Regions from separate parts of the Homo sapiens genome. Here region 1 is linked to region 2. A link is an interaction called in ENCODE POLR2A ChIA-PET data of the cell type or tissue named here. Cell type or tissue: B cell. All regions are shown on one strand. Region 1 overlaps LOC107986776 (a long non-coding RNA gene). Region 2 has its middle 36 kb from the start of IL6.

Region 1 (4,000 bases), 190 kb before region 2:
GGTTTCACTGTGCTGGCCAGGCTGGCCTCAAATTCCTGACCTCAAGGGATCTACCCGCCTGGGCCTTCCAAAGTAAATCAGCTTTATGCATTTAAATTTAATCAACGATTAACTTTAAATTGCGCCTGGCTGGATTTGTTAGTCTTAACGCCAAAGCTTTATTCCAATCTTCCCAGGGGCACTATGGGCCCAGAGCCAGCATGGTCTGGAAAATGAAACTTTGTAGCCACAGGCGGAGAGAGTGGAGAATGTTTCTTTTTTATTAAAAGGAGAAGGCCAGTAGTGGTGGCTCACCTCTGTAATCCCAGCACTTTGAGAGGCCGAGGTGGGTGGATCACTTGAGGTCAGGAGTTTGAGACTAGCCTGGCCAACATGGTGAAACCCTGTCTCTACTAAAAATACAAAATTAGCTGGGCATGGTGGCGGGCACCTGTAATGCCAGCTACTCGGGAGGCTGAGGCAGGAAAATCGCTTGAACTTGCGAGGTGGAAGTTGCAGTAAGCCAAGATCGTGCTATTGTACTCCAGCTTGGGTGTCACAGTGAGACTCCGTCTCAAAAAATAAATAAATATAAATAAATTAAGTCTGGGCGCGGTGGCTCATGCCTGTAATTCCAGCACTTTGGGAGGCCGAGGCAGGTGGATCACAACATCAAGAGATTGAGACCATCCTGGCCAATATAGTGAAACCCCATCTTTACTAAAAAAACAAAAATTAGCTGGGCGTGGTGGCAGGTACCTGTAGTTCCAGCTACTTGGGAGGCTGAGGCAGGGGAATCGCTTGAACCCGGGGGGCGGAGGTTGCAGTGAACCAAGATCACACCACTGCACTCCAGCCTGGTGACAGAACGAGACTCCATCTCAAAAAATAAAAAAAAAATAATAATTAATTAAATTTTTTTTAAAAAGGGAAAAGAAAAGGGAAAACAAAATCCCAAGTCCCGTTTGTATGAACATTTATATGAAAATTTTATCCAACTACAAAAACACATTTTTGTGTTAAATGTGTTTTGTGATAAAGGAAACCGAATATGGACTAGTGTTCAGATGATATCACAGAATCATTAATATTTTTAGGAGGGATAATAGCCTTGTGGTTATGAAGGAAAATGTTCTTCTTTTTAGGAGATACTTGCTGAAGGGCTAAGCGTTATGTCTACAATTTATCTTCCACATATATTGAAAACTTAGAGAAAAAAGCAAATGTGGTAAATATTAGAAGTAGTTAAATTTAGATACTGGGTGTATGGGTAGTCATTGAACTAGTAATTAAAGGTCTGTGAATCAGTTGGAATTGCTTCTGGCTGCAAATAAAACTCAACTGACAAGAGTTTCAATTTTAAGAACCTTCAACCTTGGCTAAACAAGAATTGCAGCTGTTGTCCATTTAGTGTTGGTGCAGCCACTCAGTGATGCCATTGAGACCCCATGTTGATCTATCCATCTGCCTTGTCATTTTCAGCAGATTGGCTTCTGACACTGTCAATTCATGATTGCAAGACAGCTGCTGCAGCTGTAGGCACTGTCACACTCCCAGACAGGATGTGGGTGGGGAAGAGCAAAAGCAAACTCTCCTCTTGCACTTGCATCATTTATCAGAAAGCAGATTCTTTCCCTGAAGCCCCCAGGAGACTTCTACTTATACCTCACTGGCCAGAATGGTCCTATGCCAATCCTAGCTACAGGGTAGTCTAGGGAAGGAAATCACCACGTGGAATTTATATCTACTGTGATTCATCCCCTTGGGCTACAGGTGTACTGTCACCCTGAACAAAAGTGGTGTTAACAAAAAAAAAAAAAAAAAAAAGAAAGTTAAAAAAAAGGAGAAAATGGAAGCTGTTTGTCATTGGCTAAATAGATACCCTTTTTCTCTGGAAGGGAAATTGTTCTGTTCCACAAGATATCAGAAATGATTTTTAAATGAAACTAAAACTCTTGCCACATGACATCAGATTGATGTTTAACAGAAAGATAAATGGTGCCTGAAAGGAGTTTTAGTTTCTTGTTCTTCTTTAGCTCAGGAAAAACAGAAAGTTTTTAGCTATCTATGGAAACTATTTTTGCTTAACTTTCGATTTTGGTAATACATTTCAATATACAGTTTACTTCCCACAATTGTTTTCATTGTGATAGACATTGTGAGGCAGAACAGAATATTTATTTCTACTCATCATATTATTAGCCACCGTTTGTTGAGTGTCCCTTATATGCAAGGCATTATAATAGGTGGTTACATCTTCTCTCATTTATGTAAGAGGATGTGCCTGGCTGTTACAAAAAGCCCTAGATCAAGTCTGAGTCATCAGACTTAATAAAGAAGAAGAAAACGGAAAGTTTTCAACAACCATTCTAATTTCTACTTCATTCCCAGCCTGTGTGAGGCCACTATAATAAGATACTCTTGACATCTGGGCTCTTAAAATGGAAATCCATTTATTGGTTAAAACAAAGAACAGCCATAACTAGAATTCCCTTCTGTTCCCTTCCCTATCCCTTGGCCCAAGGGTAGGGTTTCTTTTAGAAAGGAAGCAAGACACTCATTGTAGAGTCTTAGCTCAGTAATAGCCACCTAACCATCACTGGGGGCCACAGTCATGTGTCCTGGAAAGGCATAGAAGGCGTGACCTATGCCCAGAAGGTTTCTGTGTGTGAAGTCCTTCATCATGAGGCCATTTGGTGATGATTTAGCATGTGGTGTGGATGACTGAGGTCCAGCTTCTAACTCTGGTTGACTGCCGAGAGATGCCGTGAAGTGCTGTGTTGTTTTCTGGAGTCTTAGCAAAGAAGAGAAGCATAGGCTGACAGCACTCTTGGCCTACCCCATGGCTCTTGGCCATTTGTTGTCTCAGGTAAGCCTAGTTAAAGAGAAGCCCAACAGAGCCAAGGCTGGCAGAGAGGACCAAGAGGCTATAGACTGGTGGGTTGAAGTGAAGGTAGTGGGTACACCACTGGGAAACTAGACACTGGTTTCTGAAGGAAGAAACCATTCAGAAGGAGAAGGGCCAGAGGAACCTATGAACATCCAGGTCAGGAGATGAAAGTTAGATCAACGTCTGGCAAATTAGCAGAGAGTAGACATGGACAGAGAGCAGAGCAATGCCTGGGTGGAGCTTGTAGAGTCTCCTACTGCGTGTTCCTTCATTTAACAAAGATTTTGTTAGTATATACTATGTGCCAGAAACTGTTCTAGGTACCAGAAATATAGTAGTGAACAAAACAGACAAAGATTCCTGCCCCTCATTCTCCGTGTAGTCATAATTTGTTTTTTCCACTTACATTCTAGTGAGGAAAACAAATTATAAACAAGATGTATGAATAAATTATAAGTAAATTATGTAGTATGTTAGTGGCAAATAGTAAGCAAAAAAATAATGCAGCAAAAAGAGATAAAGGAGTGTAAAGATGCTGTGCTTACAACATAGTGGCCACTAGCCTTGTGTGGCTGATGATATTTAAATTAGTTAAAGTTAAAAATTCCATTTCCATGTCATACAAGCCACATTTCCAGTGCTCAAAAGCCTCATAGTGGCCATCCTATTGGACAGTGAAGATAAAGTTTCATCAAGCACAAAGTTCTGTTGGTCAGTGCTTTTATAAAGGGTGCAATATTTAGGTGGGGTGGGTAGGGAAGGTCCTACTGCAAAGATAACTTTTAAATAAAGACCCAATGGAGTTGATGGGGTTGATGGGCTGATGGCCTGACTCCTGAGCCTGCCTAGAGGAAGAGTATTCCAGACAGAGGGAATGGCAAGTGCAAAGGTTCGGGAGATGGGAGTGAAGTCCATGTGGCTGGAGCATAGTCGATGGGGTAGGGTAGTAGAGGAGGTCAGAGAAGTGAATGGAGGGAACAGATCCTGAGGCCCTTGTGGACCTTTGTAAGGACTTTGTATTTTACCCTACGTGAGATGAGAACCATTAGAGGTTTTGAGCAGAGGAGTTTCATGATCTGACTTAGATTTTTAATAGAACCCCTCTCGCTGCTATGATGAGGATAGATTGAA
Region 2 (4,000 bases):
GCTTAAAAAATGGCAATTATTAAATTCAGGGAAAAGAAACAAGAATAAACACTTTCATAGCACACTGCAATGCTTGCTGTGATTAATATTTGCATGGGAATATAATGCAAATACTGAATAGTTAATCAAAAAATATAATGTATTATAAAGTCATAAAGAGAAAGTACAGTCCTAGGAGAGCTAGACCATCATTTACCCATTGTAGGAAGTCAATAATGAATCAAAAAACAGCAGAATTCTGTTTAGAGCTGTGTTATCCAATATGATTGTCACTAGCTTCAATAGCCATATGTGACTACTGAGCACTAGAAATGTGGCTGGTCCAAATTGAGATATGTTGTTCGTGTGTACTACTCACTGAATTTTGAAGATTTAGTAAAGAAGAAAAAAAAAGAACATAAAATATCTCATTAAGAATTTTTACCTGGGCACAGTGGCTCATGCCTGTAATCCCAGCACTTTGGCAGGCTGAGGCAGAAGGATTGCTTAAGCCCAAGATTTCGAGACCATCCTGGGCAACAAAGTGAGATCCTGTACCTACAAAAAATAAAAAAAAAATAGCAGGACCTGGTGGCATGTGCCTATAGTCTCAGCTGCATGGGAGGCTGAGGCTGGAGGATTGCTTGAGCCCAGGATTGCAGTGAGACATGTTCATGCCACTGCACTCCAGCCTGGGCAGCAAAATGAAACCTTGTCTCAAAAAAAAAAAAAAAAAAAAAAAAGAATATTTATATTGATTACATGTTGCAATGATATATTTTGAATGTATTAGATTGAATAAAAGATTTTATTAAAGTTCATTTTACCTATTTCTTTTTTCTTTTTTTTTTTTCAGACAGAGACTCACTCTGTCACCCAGGCTGGAGTACAGTGCCACAATCTTGGCTCACTGTAATCTCTGCCTCCTGGGTTCAAACTATTCTTGTGCCTCAGCCACCTGAGTAGCTGGGATTATAGGCGTGCACCACCACGCTTGGCTAATTTTTGTATTTTCTGTAGAGATGGGGTTTCGCCATGATGGCCAGGCTGGTCTCAAATTCCTGGCCTCGACTGATCTGCTAGGCTCTGCCTCCCAAAGTTCTGGGATTACAGACGTGAGCCACCATTCCTGGACCTATTTCTTTTAATTATTTTAAATGTGGCTACCAGAAAATTTAAAATTACATATGTGGCTTGTATTATACTTCTATATTTTGTATTTGCCAAAAAATTCATTTAAATAAATAAAATCACATGTGTCCCAGAAACAACAGTACTGGTTTAGAAATAAGGTGATGAGTAAATGCCAGAAGATATCACAGCTAAGATAGTGAGACAAGAGTGTTTCTGGGGAAGGAACCAGGGAACTGGGGAGGAGAACAGGGAATTATGATATTTCATTTTAAGAATCTTAATGTCATTTGACTTTTAAAATAAGTTCCCGTATATGACTATGAAATACAATGTAATTAAAATATATTTATGACTGGTTTCCTGATCTTTTTAAGGAACTACATAATACTTTACGATGTGAAGTTACCATGATTGCTATAATCAGTCTCTCTTTTTGATGGATACTTAAATTGTTTCCAGATTTTTTTGCTATTTCAAATATTGCTTTAATGAATATCTCTGAATATGGATCTATGCCATATTAAATCTGCAAGATAAATATCCAGAAGTGAGATTTCTGGGACAAAGGGTATGTGCATTTACAGTTTTGATAGGTCTATCAAATTTCTCTTATGAGAAATTGCACTGGTTTATACTCCCACAAACAATAGATGCTTCTCCACGCTTTGATCAACATTGAATATTATTCATTTTTTAGTCCTCACTCTTTTACTGTTATTCGTGGATATTGAGCATCACGTGTATAGTGTCCCCTTTATGTTGATGTCCTTTGTTTTTCTTTGGCCTGCTGTCTTTCTAAATGATTTGTAAGAGTGGATAGATAATTTCTTAGTGAATCCTGAGGGCTGTTGTAAATGTCAAAAAATGTTTGTTCTCCTAAAGAAAGACAAATCCAGGAGCGTCTGTTGAGGACATAGGTGAGAATGCTAATGTTGGCCACATTTCACATTTGGCAAAAAAAAAAAAGTCATTTAAATACATAGGACTACATGTGTCCCAGAAATAAAAACAACCAACCAATCCTGCTAAAACCCCAGCAAATTATTAGGGTGATAAAAATTGTTTTGAGGGAGAAAGTAATTTTGTGGCAAGAAGCAAATTGATTTTTAGTTTTTTAGATCTGTTACCTCTTTCCTGACCCACTGTTTAATTTCATTCTTAGTTTCCATAATTTGTCTTCAACCCCAACCTTATAAAAGTGCTGTCTCTTCCAGTTTGAATATTTACACACATGCATCCTCATTTTTATAAAAACTAAGAAATGGTTTTCCCACTCCATGTTATTCTTTCCCTTTACTCCCTAGCAGTCTTCAGGAGCAGCAGCTGCTTCCAAGACAGGGTTTGGGCAGTTGAAGATATTCCTGGTCGGCTGAGGATGCATGCAGGTGTTAGCAGTCCTTAGCATTCTGTCAAGGGAAAGAGTGGTTTCTGATATAGCAGTAGCTAGGGATAACTTACTTAGATAACTTCTCTTTCCCGTACATTAGTAGTAAGATAACTTCGTAAAAGTAAAGAAGAGAAATGTGCCATAGGGTGGAGAGATATGTGATGGATGTTTGTAACTTACACCTATCAACACAGATAGGTAATAACTAAGAATCCAAAAATAAACCTCTCTCCATTGTTTGTAGAAACACAGGACCAGAAAGCCGCATATAATGTCACAGAGTACATATCTTTGTCACTAGGGAGGTTTCCCCTCCACACTACCCCAGACAGTGGGTTGGGCATCCTCCTGCTCTTAAATGTCTCTAGGGGAGGAAGAGCTCCATCACCATTTTCAGAAAACCACTTGGGTGCCAAACTCTCCTGCAAGTCAGAAGGTTCTTGTTTCATTTAGTTGAGATTATTTGCTCTTGTATCCTATTGTGAACATGGAAAGAGACCTGACCGCTATTCATAACCTAATAGTCTTCCACTGGCTTCTTTTATCACTTCTATGCTGTTTCTTCAAACTAAAATAATCCTCTTCAGTGACGCATTTTTTCCCCTCTACATTCGTGAATGATGTCAAAGCGCTGTTCTGACTTATCTCTCCATATGACACCCAAATTATCCTCCTTTGGTGTTGAAATTAGCAATGGAACATTAATTATTTTAACATAATTGGTGGTAGAAATGGACGGTGATGATGTTGTTCTGTCATAACTACAAAACTTTATTTTTTGTCTCTCCTGCTTCCAACCTCCAATCTTCAGCTCCAGCCATTAGGACAAAAGTACCACCTGTTTAAAGGCCTTACAATATAAATTCAACAGAATTTATGAGTGGAGGTCAGGTGTGGTATCTCACACTTGTAATCCCAGCACTTTGGGAAGCCAAGGCGGGCAGATCACTTGAGGTCAGGAGTTCAAGACCAGCCTGGCCAACATGGTGAAACCCTGTCTCTACTGAAAATACAAAAATTAGCCTGGTGTGGTGGCGGGTGCCTGTAATCCCAGCTACTCGGGAGGCTGAGACAGGAGAATTGCTTGAACCTGGAAAGCAGAGGTTGTGGTGAGCTGGAATCGCACCATTGCACTCCAGCCTTGGTGACACAGTGAGACTCCATCTCAAAAACAAACAAACAAAACACAAAATTTATGAGTGAGTGCTGGCATTGTGCCAGAATCTTTTTTCTTATAGAACCCTCAGAGATAGAAAATTCCATTTTTTTTTTTTTTGAGGCAGAGTCTTGCTCTGTCCCCCAGGCTGGAGTGCAGTGGCTCAATCTCGGCTCACTGCAAGCTCTGCCGCCTGGGTTCACGTCATTCTCCTGCCTCAGCCTCCCGAGCAGCTGAGACTACAGGCGCCTGCCACCACGCCCAGCTAATTTTTCATATTTTTAGTAGAGATGGGGTTTCACCGTGTTAGCCAGGATGGTCTTGATCTCTTGACCTCGTGATCC

Evidence for each region. Peaks named below come from ENCODE experiments on the same cell type or tissue, not always from the same donor. Only the 100,000 strongest peaks of a DNase experiment are listed, where the experiment ranks them.
Region 1: POLR2A ChIA-PET joins it to region 2 with 11 read pairs; 2 of 35 experiments call an interaction of 5 or more read pairs at or near these places.

What each region holds. Positions count from the first base shown.
Region 1 is chr7:22,883,655-22,887,654 of GRCh38, reverse strand. The region is part of intron 3 of LOC107986776 (a long non-coding RNA gene); the gene reads left to right. Among named protein-coding and RNA genes, the nearest start is that of SNORD93, 29 kb to the right of the region's middle. In B cell, no CTCF peak of the experiment used is centred here; a DNase peak (open chromatin) is centred at 1,544; H3K27ac peaks cover 511 bases.
Region 2 is chr7:22,688,848-22,692,847 of GRCh38, reverse strand. No RefSeq gene overlaps it. Among named protein-coding and RNA genes, the nearest start is that of IL6, 36 kb to the left of the region's middle. In B cell, no CTCF peak of the experiment used is centred here; no DNase peak of the experiment used is centred here.